Regions from separate parts of the Mus musculus genome. Here region 1 is linked to region 2. The links are chromatin contacts, found by Hi-C or POLR2A ChIA-PET in ENCODE. All regions are on one chromosome and are shown on one strand. The core of a region is the stretch at or near the end of the contact, and the rest is flanking DNA. Distances in the headings are between cores, read along the strand shown. Region 1 holds the start of Phlda2 (pleckstrin homology like domain, family A, member 2). Region 2 holds the start of Cdkn1c (cyclin-dependent kinase inhibitor 1C (P57)).

Region 1 (6,896 bases), core at 1,750-4,249, 41 kb after region 2:
CAGAACTCAGGAGGCAGAGGCAGGCAGACCTCTGAGTTCAAGGTCAGCCTGGTCTGTATACTAACTTGTTAGTTCCAAGTCAGCTAGGGCTACATAGTGAGACCTTGTCTTTAAAAGGAAGAGGAGGAAGAAGAGGAGGAGGAGGAGGGGAATGAGGCTTGAGAGGGAGCTGTCAAAAACCAAGCATATAACCCCACCACCACCTTCCCCAGCTTTAAAGCTGCACCAGGGACACTGGCCTGGCCCATCAAGCCTGCTAAAGAGAGAGCCCAGGATAGCCAGGGCTACACAGAGAAATCCTGTCTTGAAAACAAACCAAAAAAAACAAAAACAAAAACAAAAACAAACAAAAAACAAGCAAACAAAACATGCACACACAATTAATAAAATGTATTAAAAACAAACAAACAAACAAACAAACAAACAAGCTGGGCTTAGTGGTGCACACCTTTAATCCCAGCACTCCAGAGGCAAAGGTAGGTGGATAGTTCTCTGAGTTTGAGGCCAGCCTGGTCTACAAAGTAAGTTCCAAGACAGCCAGGGCTACACAGAGAAATGCTGTCTCTAAAAAACAAAATCAAACAACAACAACAACAACAACAACAACAACAAACCCCCAATGACCTTAGAATCCTCAAACCTCAGAACTCCACAGTCCCTAAACCATGAGATCCATCTACTATCCACCTACCACCTCAGGACACAATGTCTGTTCATTTAAACCACACCAGCATCGGGGGTTCTTTTGATCACATAAAGATGTGGGGGAGAGGGCGTCCTTAGATGTCCTTAGATGGAATGGAAGGGTCCTGGGACCTGCTATCACTTCTGCTCTTAGAAAGCTCCTCCCTCATTTGCTCTAATAGACAATTCCTAAGAAAGAACAACGCTAGGATGAAGCCTTCCTTTCTAAGGAGAAAGTGTGGGGGGGTGTCCTCCCGGTGCTGGTTTCTAAGGCCAAGCTGGAAGTCATGTGGCACCCCCATCATCACCCCCATCTTCATGGCATTCCCATAGCCAGAGAGGCCCAGGAAGTATGATACCTGCTCGGTGTCTGTCACTCTGCCTTTTGGGGCTTGTCCTCCAATAAAACCTTGGAGGAAGAGATTTACTTCTGTCCTAGGCCCTACCACCTGGCTGGCTGCCTGCCCACCTGACACAGACTTTGAGCCCCTTAACAGGACCACAGCCAGGTGAGGAGCCAGAGTTGATACCTGGCAGGTGACCCAAGAAGTGGGGTAGAGGTAGGACAGATGTCTGGGGAGCTCTCAGGCTTCACACCAGGGCAACAACTCTGGGCCTCAATGCTCCATCATTAGAGACAGCCAGGCCTGCCTCCCGTCTGTGACAAAATGTGTACAGTGTGCTGTCCCTGTTCCTGGGCCCTGGACAGGAGGGCTGTCTCAAACCACTGTGGTCCAGTGATGGAGGTTGTCAATGAGTAAACAATCAATGGGCCTTTGAATTCACTGCTGGACACACGGTATGTGGGTGGGAGGGGACAATGAGGGCAGCCACCCTAGTGAACAGAGCAACCTCTCAGATGTCCAGGAGGTGCTAACTAGTGAGTGAACTCTGAGCAATCCCCGCCACCAGCAGTATCCTTTCAAGCCACACCCAGGAGCAAAAGGTGGCCAAACCACACCCAGACCTACTTCCTGACCTGGCAAGGCTCTGAGCCCCACTGGCAGATGACAGTTCATTCAAAGGCACTTTTTTTTTCCTTCAAGATTTATTTATTATATGTAAGTACACTGAAGCTGTCTTCAGACACACCAGAAGAGGGCATCCAATCTCACTACAGATGGTTGGTTATGAGCCACCATGTGGTTGCTGGGGTTTGAACTCAGGGCCTCTGGAAGAGCAGTCAGTGCTCTTAACCGCTGAGCCATTTCTCCAGCCCTCAAAGGCACTTTGAATGGTTCCCGGGATGTGGAGAGGGAATAACACCAGATAGGAGACCCTTTCACTCCCACCCTTCCACACATTCGCCCCAGCAGGAACTACACAGACCACACAGTTGTTAAAAAAAGAAAAGTGACATTGTTTATTTGGAATGAAAATATGGTATAAAAAATATTAACACGGAATGGTGGGTTGGAAGCAGGTAACCAATATAAATACGGTCCAATAAGTTAGCGCACCCGCACAGCGGGGCAAGGCTCAGCAAGCACGGGAATATCTTCGGTGAAGAGCAGCGGCGGCGTCACCCGGGGCATCCCCTGGGCTCCTGGGCTCCTGTCTGATGCGGCAGCGTGGGCTGGTTCCCGGCTCAACTGGTCCCGTGCGTTTCTGTAGGGAGAAGACTGAGTCAGGAGCTGCCCGGGTGCAGCTTTTAAGTCTCCAGGTGGGCCGAGCAGCTCCTGCCATGCGTTCCAGGTCCCCTCTCCAAAGGGTTTTCAAAGACGTAGGATTCCCCCCTCCCCCTCCCCGTGGCTTTTAAAATCGAAGTTTTCCCCACTGGGAGGCATGACCCCCATTCACTTTCCCCATGCCCCGTACTCCGACGCCGTGGACAAGTTTGTTACTCACCACGGACCCAGAGCGCTCTGCTCTCCCGGCTCGGAAGGCATTTCAGACTCAGAGCGCTGATACCGGTAGCGGGGAAAGTCTTGCAGCGCCCGACGGTTCTGGAAGTCGATCAGCGCCATGGTGATGGCCGCGTTCCAGCAGCTCTCCACCGTGCAGCGGAAGTCGATCTCCTTGTAATAGTTGGTGACGATGGTGAAGTACACGTACTTAGAGGTGTGCTCCACGCAGTCCACCTTGAGGATGGAGTGGAAAAACAGCTCCTTGGCGGGGCTGGTTTTCCCGGAGAAGAGGCGCAGGCGGTCGGCGGTGAGCACGCAGCGCTTCTTCTTCCATACCTGGAACAGGCTGTCGCTTCGCTTCTCCAGCTCGCCCTCGCAAAGGATCTCGTCGGAGGTCTTCACGGTTTTCGAAGACATCACGATTTTCGAAGCCATTTCGAAAGGTTGCACCAAATGCGCTCGCTCTGCTGCGGGCCGCGGCCGCGGCGTGGTCTTTATAAGGACTCCGCCCCGCAGCCCAGACACGCCCCGGAGTCGGGCACTCTCAATCCCAAGCAGGCTCTCGGAGCTGCCCCCCACCAACCGCCCCAGGCTGCCCCTTACCCATTGCTTGAAGCTACCGCTTATCGGAGGACGGAGGGTGGGGGGCGAGAACTGATTGGCGCCTCTCTGACGGGAGCCCCGAGCCTTCCCTCCAGCCCCAACGTCCCAGCTGCCAGGTGGAGTGACTTGTGGTCCCCTCCCCGCCCAGGCTCCGGCCCTGCCTGCAGAGGAATGCACCTCAGCGGTCCCTGCCCCTCGTGACTCACGGGCCGGGAAGACCTGGGAAGCGCCCGACCCCTAGACTGAACTACCGCGCTCAGAATCCCACTCACGGGGAGACCGAACACGCGGGTCGTGGACTCACGGGTTCTTTCCAAGCCCTGGCCACCGTCTCCTCCCACCTTGGGCGAGCATCCAAAGGCCACCCACTAGACTTTCTTGGGAAGTAGCCCTGCCCCAACAGGCTTTATCACCCAAGTTGCTCCCCAAAGTTGTACCTCGAAATTATCTCAGTTTCTTTTCCCTTCTGTAAAATGGGACAATGACCTTTTAGTAAGTTAGACAGTGAAGAAGTGGAGGAGGAACAGCACCCTGCAGTGCTCAGCCACGTGAAGAGAAAGGCCTGCCTCTTTCCCGTGTGCCCCAATCTAGGCTACAGACACCTCGGGCTGCGACTGTACAACCTCGACGTGCTGGAAACTCACGATGGGGGCGGGGGGGGGGGACGGGAGCTAGCAAAGCTAGCTTGGGGAATGAGGGGACCGACCTAAGGGCTAGGGGCGGCGGGGGCGGCGGGGGCGGCGGGGGCGGCGGGGGCGGCTGAGTCATCGCCTTTCAGTGCAAGATTTTATTTACCCTCTGCCTTTAAAGGTTTAATAGTAGTAGGAAGCAGACGCAGCTCCTCCAGGGTTCCCAGGGATGGGGGAGGGACTGGCCTAGGGACCCCAGGAGTCCCCTGCTATGGTGGGATGGGGGCAGGGGTGCTGGGGTGGGATGGAGGACAGAGGCGCTACAAGGAAACCCTCAGCCCCACCCCTTCCCCCTACCCCCACCCCTTCTCCCACCTCCACCCCTTCCCCCATCCCCACCGCCACCTCCACCCCTGGCTGTTGGAAAACCAGACACCATGCTTCTAGGTGGACTGGCTCCCAGTGAAAACACAGGTTCCTCCATTTAAACAATTGAGACAGCCTAAAACTCCAGTTCGGTGGCCTAGTGTTGTTCTAAGGCAGGTTTATACCACAATAAGGAGGCTGAGGCAGGAAGGACCAATCTAGCTCAGTCTGGGTTTTACAGTGAGCCCGAGAGTAACCAAAGCCGCAAAGCAAAAATGAAGTAAAGGGGCTGGAGAGGTGGCTCAGTTAAGAGTGCTTGCTGTTCTTGCAGAGGACCTAAGTTTGGTTCCTGCTCACAGTTGGGTAACGCACAACCATCCATCTGTAACTCCAGCTCCAGGGAGCTCTCTCCTGCTCTCCCCTCCCCTCCCCCCAGAACACACACACATAGGCAAAAATAAAAAGAAACTTGAGACTGGACCGATGGACTCCGGGGTTAAGAGTACTTGTTGATTTTTCAGAAGGCCTGGGTTGGGTTCCCAGTCCTCACAGGGTGGCTTACGGTTATTCATGGCCGGAAAGGAAGTCCTCTTCTGAGGTCCTCAGGCACACATGCGTACATTACATGCAGGTAAAGCACTCAAACACACACACACACACAAAATGTAAATATAAAACCACGAAAAGAGAGCTGGCAAGATGGTTCAATGGGTAAAGGCACATGTTTTCCACTGTAATGGATAGAGTGTAATTCCTGGTATCAACATGGTGGAAAGAGAGACCCTGAGTCCCTCAAATTGTTCCCTGATCTTTGCGCACATGTGACCGTGCAAACACACACACACACACACACACACACACACACACACGGGGGCGGGGGGAGCAAGAAAAATGTTGTTTAAAACATTTTAAATGAAGAAATGAACAAGGACATGCTGAACCCCCCCCCCCCGCGCTCTCACTGTGTGTTCCACAAGCACCCCCCCCACCCCCCCACTCCTGTTCCCAATACACACAGAGGCCTGACCTTCAGGGTCCCTTAGGAAAAATGAGCCTTGCAAGCTCTGCCCGGGGCCCTGAGGGTTGTGTGGAAGAGCAGAAGTGTCCAGGATACCTGTGGAAGAAGGGAGCAACAATACGGAGCCAGGCAGCCAGCCAGCCCCGCCTGCCTCAGACGATGAGAGCAGGCCAAAGAGTGGATGGGAGAGTGTTCTTGGAGCCCTTGGGTAAGATTGGTAGTAACTTCACACTGGAGGTATCCCAGGAACCTGACCAGAAAAACTCCTGGAGAAGGCCAGCTCTCCCTAGTGCCCCTTCCCAGGCTGCTTAGGCACATCATGGCCTGGGCTGCCCTTTCATGTGTTTCCAGGAGTGGAAGCCCAAGCCAAGAGGCCACTCTACAAAGAGGAGAGTTAGAAGGAATGGAGACTCTCTACAGCTGCCCTGGGCCCCCATTCCTCAACACCCTCTAACCGTTCTCCATGCTCTACAGCTCAGTGGAGCAGCCTGCGTGCTGGGGCGGCAGGAGGGAACCCCCGTAATAGATGGTAGCACGAGCATGGGGGCGGGGGGCACGGATCTGGTGCTTATGGGGATCTGGGAAGGGGCCCCAGAAGATCATGGGGAGGAAGGGCGGGGTTTGCTATCCAAGCACCAGGCACTGACCTAGCTTCCACCACCATCCCAGAGATACTCCTGCCTCCACCTGTATTACAGGTGTGCGGGACCATCCTGGTTTTTGCAGTTCAGACCAACTGCAGGCCTTGGACCGTGCTAGGCAAATGCTCTACTAATCGAGTTACAATGCCCAATACCCTCTTAATTTTTTTTACACTATTTATACTTGTCTCTGTATGTGCACATGTGTGCCTGTACCACAGGACATGGAGGGAAAGGGATGAATTTCAGGAGACTGTTCTCTCCTCCCCTTTGCATTCTGGGCACCAAATCAGATCATCAGGCTGTTACTTGTCTTTACTGGTTGAGCTGTGTTGCAGGTCCCACCCCCCAGTTCCTTTTATATAAAGTCTTAAAAAGCAAACAACAACAACAACAACTCTTTTTTTTTTTTTTGAAAGGTTTATTTATTTATTTATTATATGAAAGTACACTGTAGCTGTCCTCAGACACCCCAGAAGAGGGAGTCAGATCTCATTACGGATGGTTGTGAGCCACCATGTGGTTGCTGGGATTTGAACTCCTGACCTTCGGAAGAACAGTCGGGTGCTCTTACCCATTGAGCTATCTCACCAGCCCCCAACAACAACTCTTTTAAATTAAAGGCTGGAGAGATGGGTTAAGTGAACAGTCTGCTTTTGTAGAGGAGGGGGCGGGGTCAGTTCCCAACATCCACATGGCAGCTCACAGCCGGCTAACTCCAGTTCTAGGAGATCTAGCACCCTCTTCCGGCCTCCTCGGGCACTGCATGCATGTGGTGCACGGACGTCTATACAAGCAAGCATTCGTAAAATCAAAGAATCAAGTTTTTTTTTTTTTTTAAAAAGCTTTTAAATTTTATTTAATTAATTCGTTAATCGATTAGATGATGCTGGACATCAAATCCTGGGCCTTGAGTGCCAGGCAAGAGCTCTACCTACTGCTGAGATATATCTTGTGACCTGCTACTCTTTTCTGAAACGGTCTCCTGGAGACCAGGTTGGCCTGGGATTCAGGAAGCACAACCCTCAACGGAGCCTCCATCCTCCTTCCACTTGCCAAGGGCTAGGATTACAGGTGCACGGCACTGCTTCTGTTCTTTTGCAGGGCT
Region 2 (6,291 bases), core at 3,041-5,540:
TGTTGAGGGATCCTGGATCACCCCCATCTAGACCTTTCCCAGTATGACCTCCTACCCACCATCATGTGTCATTACCACTCGGATGGTTAGTTCCACAGGCCTACCAACTACCCCCCCCCCTGCCTTGGGCACAGGACAGGGCAGTACCACCCAACATCCTGCATGTCTAAGGCAGTAGCCATAGGACACCAAATATTTCCCAGCTCAAACAGAGAAACTTGTTCCCAAGGTCAAGCAGGCCTGACTAGGACCACACGGGCTCAGACTCACATGTGTGATGTTGTTTCCTCGATCAGGTATCTTGAATATCTGCTGCAGACCCTGCCACACCCATGAAATGGCCTCTGTGTTCTCACACAGCCCTGGATGCTTCTGAGGAACCCCCAAAGCAACACAGAATGTGGGGGTTACAGGTGGGCCCTAGGTCCAAGTGTTTGTGAGAATCATGGCAAAGAACAGAGGCCTGGCCGACCTTCACACAGAGGCCTCTCTGCTGTGTGTGTGCCACATGGCTCACTGTAGTCCTTGAGACTCCACGACTACCTGCCAGGTTTCTGGCCCAGCATGCTCCTAATAGTTGGGACCTAACCCATACCTCTGCTGTCCAGCACCTCAAGTACCATGCCCACCCTCAAGACATCAAAGAAAGGGCTGCCCTAGCACACACCTCCATGGGCACATACAGTAAGTAGCTTTCTTTGCTGGGTTCTAATTCCTGGGCAAGCTGAGGGCTGCTGCAGGCAGCAGGGCCTGCCTTCCTTGAAGTATACCCTCTCAATGGGATGGGGGCATTTCTCAAAGTCTGACCACACTGGGCCTCTAAGGTGTTCAGGGAAGGTTAGGTTAATCATACACCCCCACACATCTGTAACATCTTGGTCCAGCCTTGAACAGCCTGATAATGTCCATGGGTTCTTCTCTCTTGGCCCACAGAACTTTGCAAGGGCTTCATGGGCCAGTCTGGTTTATATCACCTTCTCCTTTGAAAGCCATCACTTTATAGGCCAGGTATAAAGAACCCTTCCCTTTTTGAACTAAAGGGGGTCTCTTTGGATCCAGTGGACTGGCAGGAGACAGGGCATGGCGATGTAGGAGCCACAGCTTTGAGTTCTCGCACACAAACTAGATCAGGACCCATCCCCAGTCCACCCCACCCTGTGTTCTTCCCTAGTATCTTTCATCACCCCCTCCCCATCCCTACTAAACTATCACGATGCCAACTTTTGGGAAAGCTCTGGTGTATAGACCTAGGGGCCCTGGAGCCTTCAGTGCCCCACTGTGATCGCATGGAGAACTTCTGTGTGTACATGGGAGTTTACATTGTTCTAAACCCTGCAAGTGCCCATCAGGGTCTGGCTGGACAAAAACATGAGCGTCTGTTAGGGACAGACACTTGTTTCTCAAACTCCTGAGAAGCAGGTCAGTAGGTCCTGTGAAAGTTGTTCCCCTTCCTTGTAAGCAGCCAACAACTCTGTCAAGTGGTGGCAATATTTGGCTGACTCCTTCTTTGACACCCACCATATTCATTTGCCTTGGCGCTGAGCTACAAAAGTGTAAAAGAACAAGAAGACTACAAGTATGATTTTTGTTGGGCCTCTTTATTTAGAACCTGGCGGACGAGGAGCCCTGGGCAGTTGGTATGGGCAGTACAGGAACCATTTCGACTGTCTGGTCACCAAGTTTAAGAGCAATCTAATGAAGTGGGGGACACTGTAAGCTAACTGAAGATGAATGTGTGGGGGCTTTTACTCAACAACCATTCCCCTAGAGTCTAATATAAAAGTAGATTTACATTTGTGGGTAATCTGAAGCTGGTGATTTCTAGTGCCTTTGGTAATAATCAATAACCCAGCAGTTGCGTGGCAGAGGGATCCACGCATGGATAAATACAAATATTAAATTAGCATAATTTTTTAACTTTTTGTACAAATATACATGCTTTTTCCTTTTTCTCATCTTTTTCCTTCGTTCTACATTTTCTAGTTTCTCTTTTTGTTTTGCACTGAGAGCGAGTAGAGATTAAACATTTTACATAAATGATTTAAAGCTTTACACCTTGGGACCAGCGTACTCCTTGCACATGGTACAGAGTGTTCTCAATACATTGCACAGTTTTCAGATTTCCACAAAACCGTGGGCTGCTCTACGCAACCATCTCCGGTTCCTGCTACATGAACGAAAGGTCCCAGCCGAAGCCCAGAGTTCTTCCATCGTCCGCTGCCCAGATGCCCAGCAAGTTCTCTCTGGCCGTTAGCCTCTAAACTGTGGGAAGAGGGACTCAGGTGAGCAGGCATAGCGGGAACCCCCCGGGGGCGGCCCCTCCGCGACCCCCGTGGGGGACGCCAGACTCACCTAACTCATCTCAGACGTTTGCGCGGGGTCTGCTCCACCGCGCCCACCCCAGGAGCCACGTTTGGAGAGGGACACCCTGGAGGGACGTCGTTCGACGCCTTGTTCTCCTGCGCAGTTCTCTTGCGCTTGGCGAAGAAGTCTGCGGGCGACAACGCGCGTCGGTCAGGGCGGGGCCGGCCCAGAGACCCGCGAGGAGACCCGCGGAGTGCGCAGGGCGCGGGGCCGGGGTGGGGGCGCCATCCCCGCCCGCGCCGAGGTCCGCGGCGGGTCAGCTTTGTTTACGTCGCCGCGCAATGTGCTGTGTAAGCATTTCCCCTTGTCCCGCGGCCAAGCCCCCCGGGGCTGCCGCCGCACTTAACCCCCTCCATGCCGCACACACGGCTCCCTAAGGGGCTCCCGCGGCCCGAGCCAAAGACCGCGATCCGAGTGGGTCGCGGCCAGGCTCGCCCTCCCACTGCACGCTCGGGAGCCTTAGCTGCACCCCTACCAGTAGGAAAGGGGTGCGGGCGCAACCGCGCCCTAAGCGCCGCGGGCCCTTTAATGCCACGGGAGGAGGCGGGGACCGGGCGAGGCCCCCGAGGGCGAGGGAGAGCCCGGCCGGCCGGACAAAGCGAGGCCGGGCCGGGGCGGGGCCGTGCGGGGCTCACCGGAGATGAGAGGCCCCGACAGCTTCTTGATCGCACCGTTCGCATTGGCCGCAGCAGTCCCGGGTGCAGGACGTCCTGGAATCCCCGAGAGAGGCTGGTCCTTCAGCTCCTGGCCGCGCTGCTCTTGATTCTCGTCCTGCTCCTCGACCGGCTCCCCATTCTGCTCCTCGACCGGCTCCGCACCCTGCTCCTCGACCGGCTCCGCGCCCTGCTCCTCCTCCGGCTCCTCGTCCTTCTCCTCGACCGGCTCTGCGCCCTGCTCCTCGCCCTGCTCAGAGACCGGCTCAGTTCCCAGCTCATCACCCGGCTCAGCACCCGACTCCTCGCCCTGCTCAGAGACCTGCTCAGGGACCTGTTCCTCGCCGTCCCGAGTCGCCACGTCCGGGTTCGCGTCCGGGATCGGGTCCGGAGTCGGGTCGGAGGTCGCGACCAGGGTCACCTCCGGAATTGGGTCTGAGGTCAGATCTGAAGCCGGGGCCGGGGTCGCGGGTGGGGTGGGCTCCGCGACCACGGCCGAGGCTGGGGCGCTGGGCGGCTGCTCAGGCGCCTCCTCTAGGCCGTCGGGGGCCTCGCCAGCCGGCGGCCCAGAACGCGGGATGACAGCCACGGCCACCGGGGGTGGCCGGGGCCCCAGCTGCAGGCGACAGCGCCCCACCTGCACCGTCTCGCGGTAGAAGGCGGGCACAGACTCGCTGTCCACCTCCATCCACTGCAGACGACCAGGGCCTCGAAGAGGCACATCCTGCTGGAAGTTGAAGTCCCAGCGGTTCTGGTCCTCGGCGTTCAGCTCGGCCAGGCGCATCCGCAGCTCGCGGCCCAGCTCCTCGTGGTCTACAGGCCCGAAGAGGCTGCGGCAGGCGCTGCTACGCGCTATCACTGGGAAGGTATCGCTGGAGGCCAAGCGTTCCATCGCTGTTCTGCTGCGGAGGTACACGTCGGACATGCCCATGGTCGAAGGCTGTGCAAACGCGGGCAGCGAGAAAGAAGGGAACGGGAGGAGAAGGAAGAGGGGAGAGGAGGAGGGCGGAGGCTGGGCGTGGGTGAGACCCCTTGCACAGCCCGCGTCCGCCTCTGCCTAAGGACGCAGCGGCTACCTGGCTGATTGGTGATGGACGGCTCCTGCGTCTGGATCGCTTGTCCTGTCCAGCTTGGGCCGCGCCCCCTCGGAGCTTGCCTGCCTGTTCGCTTGCTCTCAGTCGGGCCTAGCCGGCACCCCTCGAGCACAGCGCACTCGGCCTGTGGAACGCCCAGCCCGCTGCGCCCCTTTATACGCGCTGGCCCCACCCCCGCGCGCGCGGGCCTCCTCACGATTAGCATAATGTAGTATTTTCAGTTTCAACAACACCGCGGCGATTGGAGGGTGCAGCCCGCCCCGCCCACAGAGGCCCTGCCCCCGCGCCACGCTCATTGGCTGCGCGCACACACCCCCGGGGCCGGGCGGGGCGGGTGACGGGCGGGCGCTGATTGGCGGCCGCACGGCGAGCGGGCTGCGCGGGACAAGGGGCGGGGCTCGAGTTAAAGAGCTCTGCGGGCGGTAACGTGACACCGCGACGCCCCTCCCCCTCGCCCCATCCCCCCCCCCGCCCCCCGCGGGCTCCTTTGTCTGCAGGCGGGGGCTCGCGCAGCCGCGACGCGCGCGCCCCCTCGGACCATGGAGCTGGGCACAGCCCCTCGGCGATGCCGACGTCGGTGAAGGTCCCTCGGTCCCCGCAGCCCGCGCTAGCCCTAGGACTGCACCAACTGATTAGGGCTTTAACCTACTACTACCAGCTGGGTCCTGGTCCTGGCAGTACCGTGGCTGGATCCACCCTCTACACCCAGGCCTAAGTATCTGCCTTCGAGGCATCTGCACACCTGCTGGCCCTAAGACCCTCTATCACGGAGTTAGAGACAGGGGTCACATCCATTCTTTTCCTGAGGAACAATACTGTAGAGATCTAAAAGATCTGTAGCCTGGTCTATAATAGGCCCACCTACCCGGGAGATGAGACACAAGTTGGGCCCATCCTAGCCTGTACCTACATCACTGATAGATGCCTAGGACCTTAGGTTTGGGTCAGGCCATATTCGACCCCCAGTTCTGCCTACCTTAGTTGGCTGGAAGTAGTTATGCTAGAAAAGAGAGAATGACCCCTCCTCCACAGCAGTGCCTCTTGGTGGGGCCCTGAATACTCACACAAACACACCCGACATGGCCTGACAGAGCCCCCCCCCCGCCCCCCGCCCCTGCTGCCTCCGCTACCGCCGCCAAAAGGAGTTCATTATTTAGGGCAGGGAGTCGAGAAGGTGACTCAGGCATGTGCCAGGAGCTGGCCCCCTCCCCCCGCCCTGGGGAACCAGGACTTCCGGACATACTTGAAAGGCCCTGCAGAGCCCCAAGCTCTCAGCTCCCAGCAGAGATGCCTGTGAGACTTTTGAGACAGAACCCTATTTACAGGGTTAGGTAAGTTGGGCCAACCCGGGAGTCAAGTCAAACCCTGAAGCCAGGGGCCAGACTGTCCTGGAACAGGTGAGAGACGGGGTTTGGAAGCTGCTCTGGTGGAGAGACCAGAGCCTGTGACCTGTAAGGATTTCTTTTTCTCGGTACACCATATTACAAATCTCTCAGGGCATTGGTATGTCACAGTAATTTTCTTGAGTAAAATAAAACTAATGAGGGCTTTCAAGGGGCCTCATGAACCCCTCATTCACTAAAAGCTAAAATCCACTAGCCCAGGGCAGGAAGGAGGCAGGGCTTTGTTCTGTCCCTGTGTCAAAGCCACATGGGCCTCTTCAGAGACCCTGGTCACAGGACCACACTCCACACTTATTTGTGACCACCTGGCCTCCAGGGTCTCCCCAACAGTCCAAATATCCAGGCTGCAGCTGTCGAGGCTAGAGAAGGTCCACCCTGCCCACAACCTAGGCCAAAGCTGCTGAGAGGACTGACTGAACGTGCTCCCTGGGGTGTGGAGCTACTGGGCCCTATTTGTTGGGAGAAGCAGTCTAGACAGCCAGATAGATCATCTGTGCTGCAGGCTGCCTCACTGGGCATCCCTACCCCAGGATGCTTGCATCACTTGCTTTCTCCTTTCATATTCCCGTTTCATCTGCTTGTTTGTCCGTCTCCACACAGGTTAAAGTGAGCCCTCCACAAGTCTGTAACGGTGAAGTTCCATCAATGCTAGCTAGCATCAACAGACCTGGTAAGCACACTGCTTCCAGAAGCAGGGTTAAGTTCCCCATCTAGCCCTCCAACCCAAGGGACCTGTAGGTAAGTAAACATTTGTCTGGCTACAAGAATCGTCTTCTA

What was found. Hi-C counts contacts between places; a loop is a spot of excess contacts on that map. ChIA-PET counts read pairs that join two places held with the same protein, here RNA polymerase II (POLR2A).
Region 1: POLR2A ChIA-PET joins it to region 2 with 10 read pairs in embryonic stem cell. The contact joins the promoter of Phlda2 here to the promoter of Cdkn1c in region 2. A Hi-C loop is called at or near these places in 6 of 37 maps with a recorded cell type or tissue (T-helper 1 cell, gastrocnemius and heart). POLR2A ChIA-PET finds 5 or more read pairs at or near these places in 3 of 5 experiments (all embryonic stem cell).

What each region holds. Positions count from the first base shown.
Region 1 is chr7:143,499,525-143,506,420 of GRCm38, forward strand. Phlda2 (pleckstrin homology like domain, family A, member 2) reads right to left here and starts at 3,000. Exons shown (of 2, transcript NM_009434.2): 1 at 2,533-3,000; 2 at 2,024-2,292. The coding sequence starts at 2,966. The coding sequence ends at 2,292.
Region 2 is chr7:143,456,760-143,463,050 of GRCm38, forward strand. It overlaps Cdkn1c (cyclin-dependent kinase inhibitor 1C (P57)), which reads right to left and starts at 4,291. Exons shown (of 4, transcript NM_001161624.1): 1 at 4,094-4,291; 2 at 3,036-3,957; 3 at 2,353-2,491; 4 at 1,580-2,262. The coding sequence starts at 3,948. The coding sequence ends at 2,358.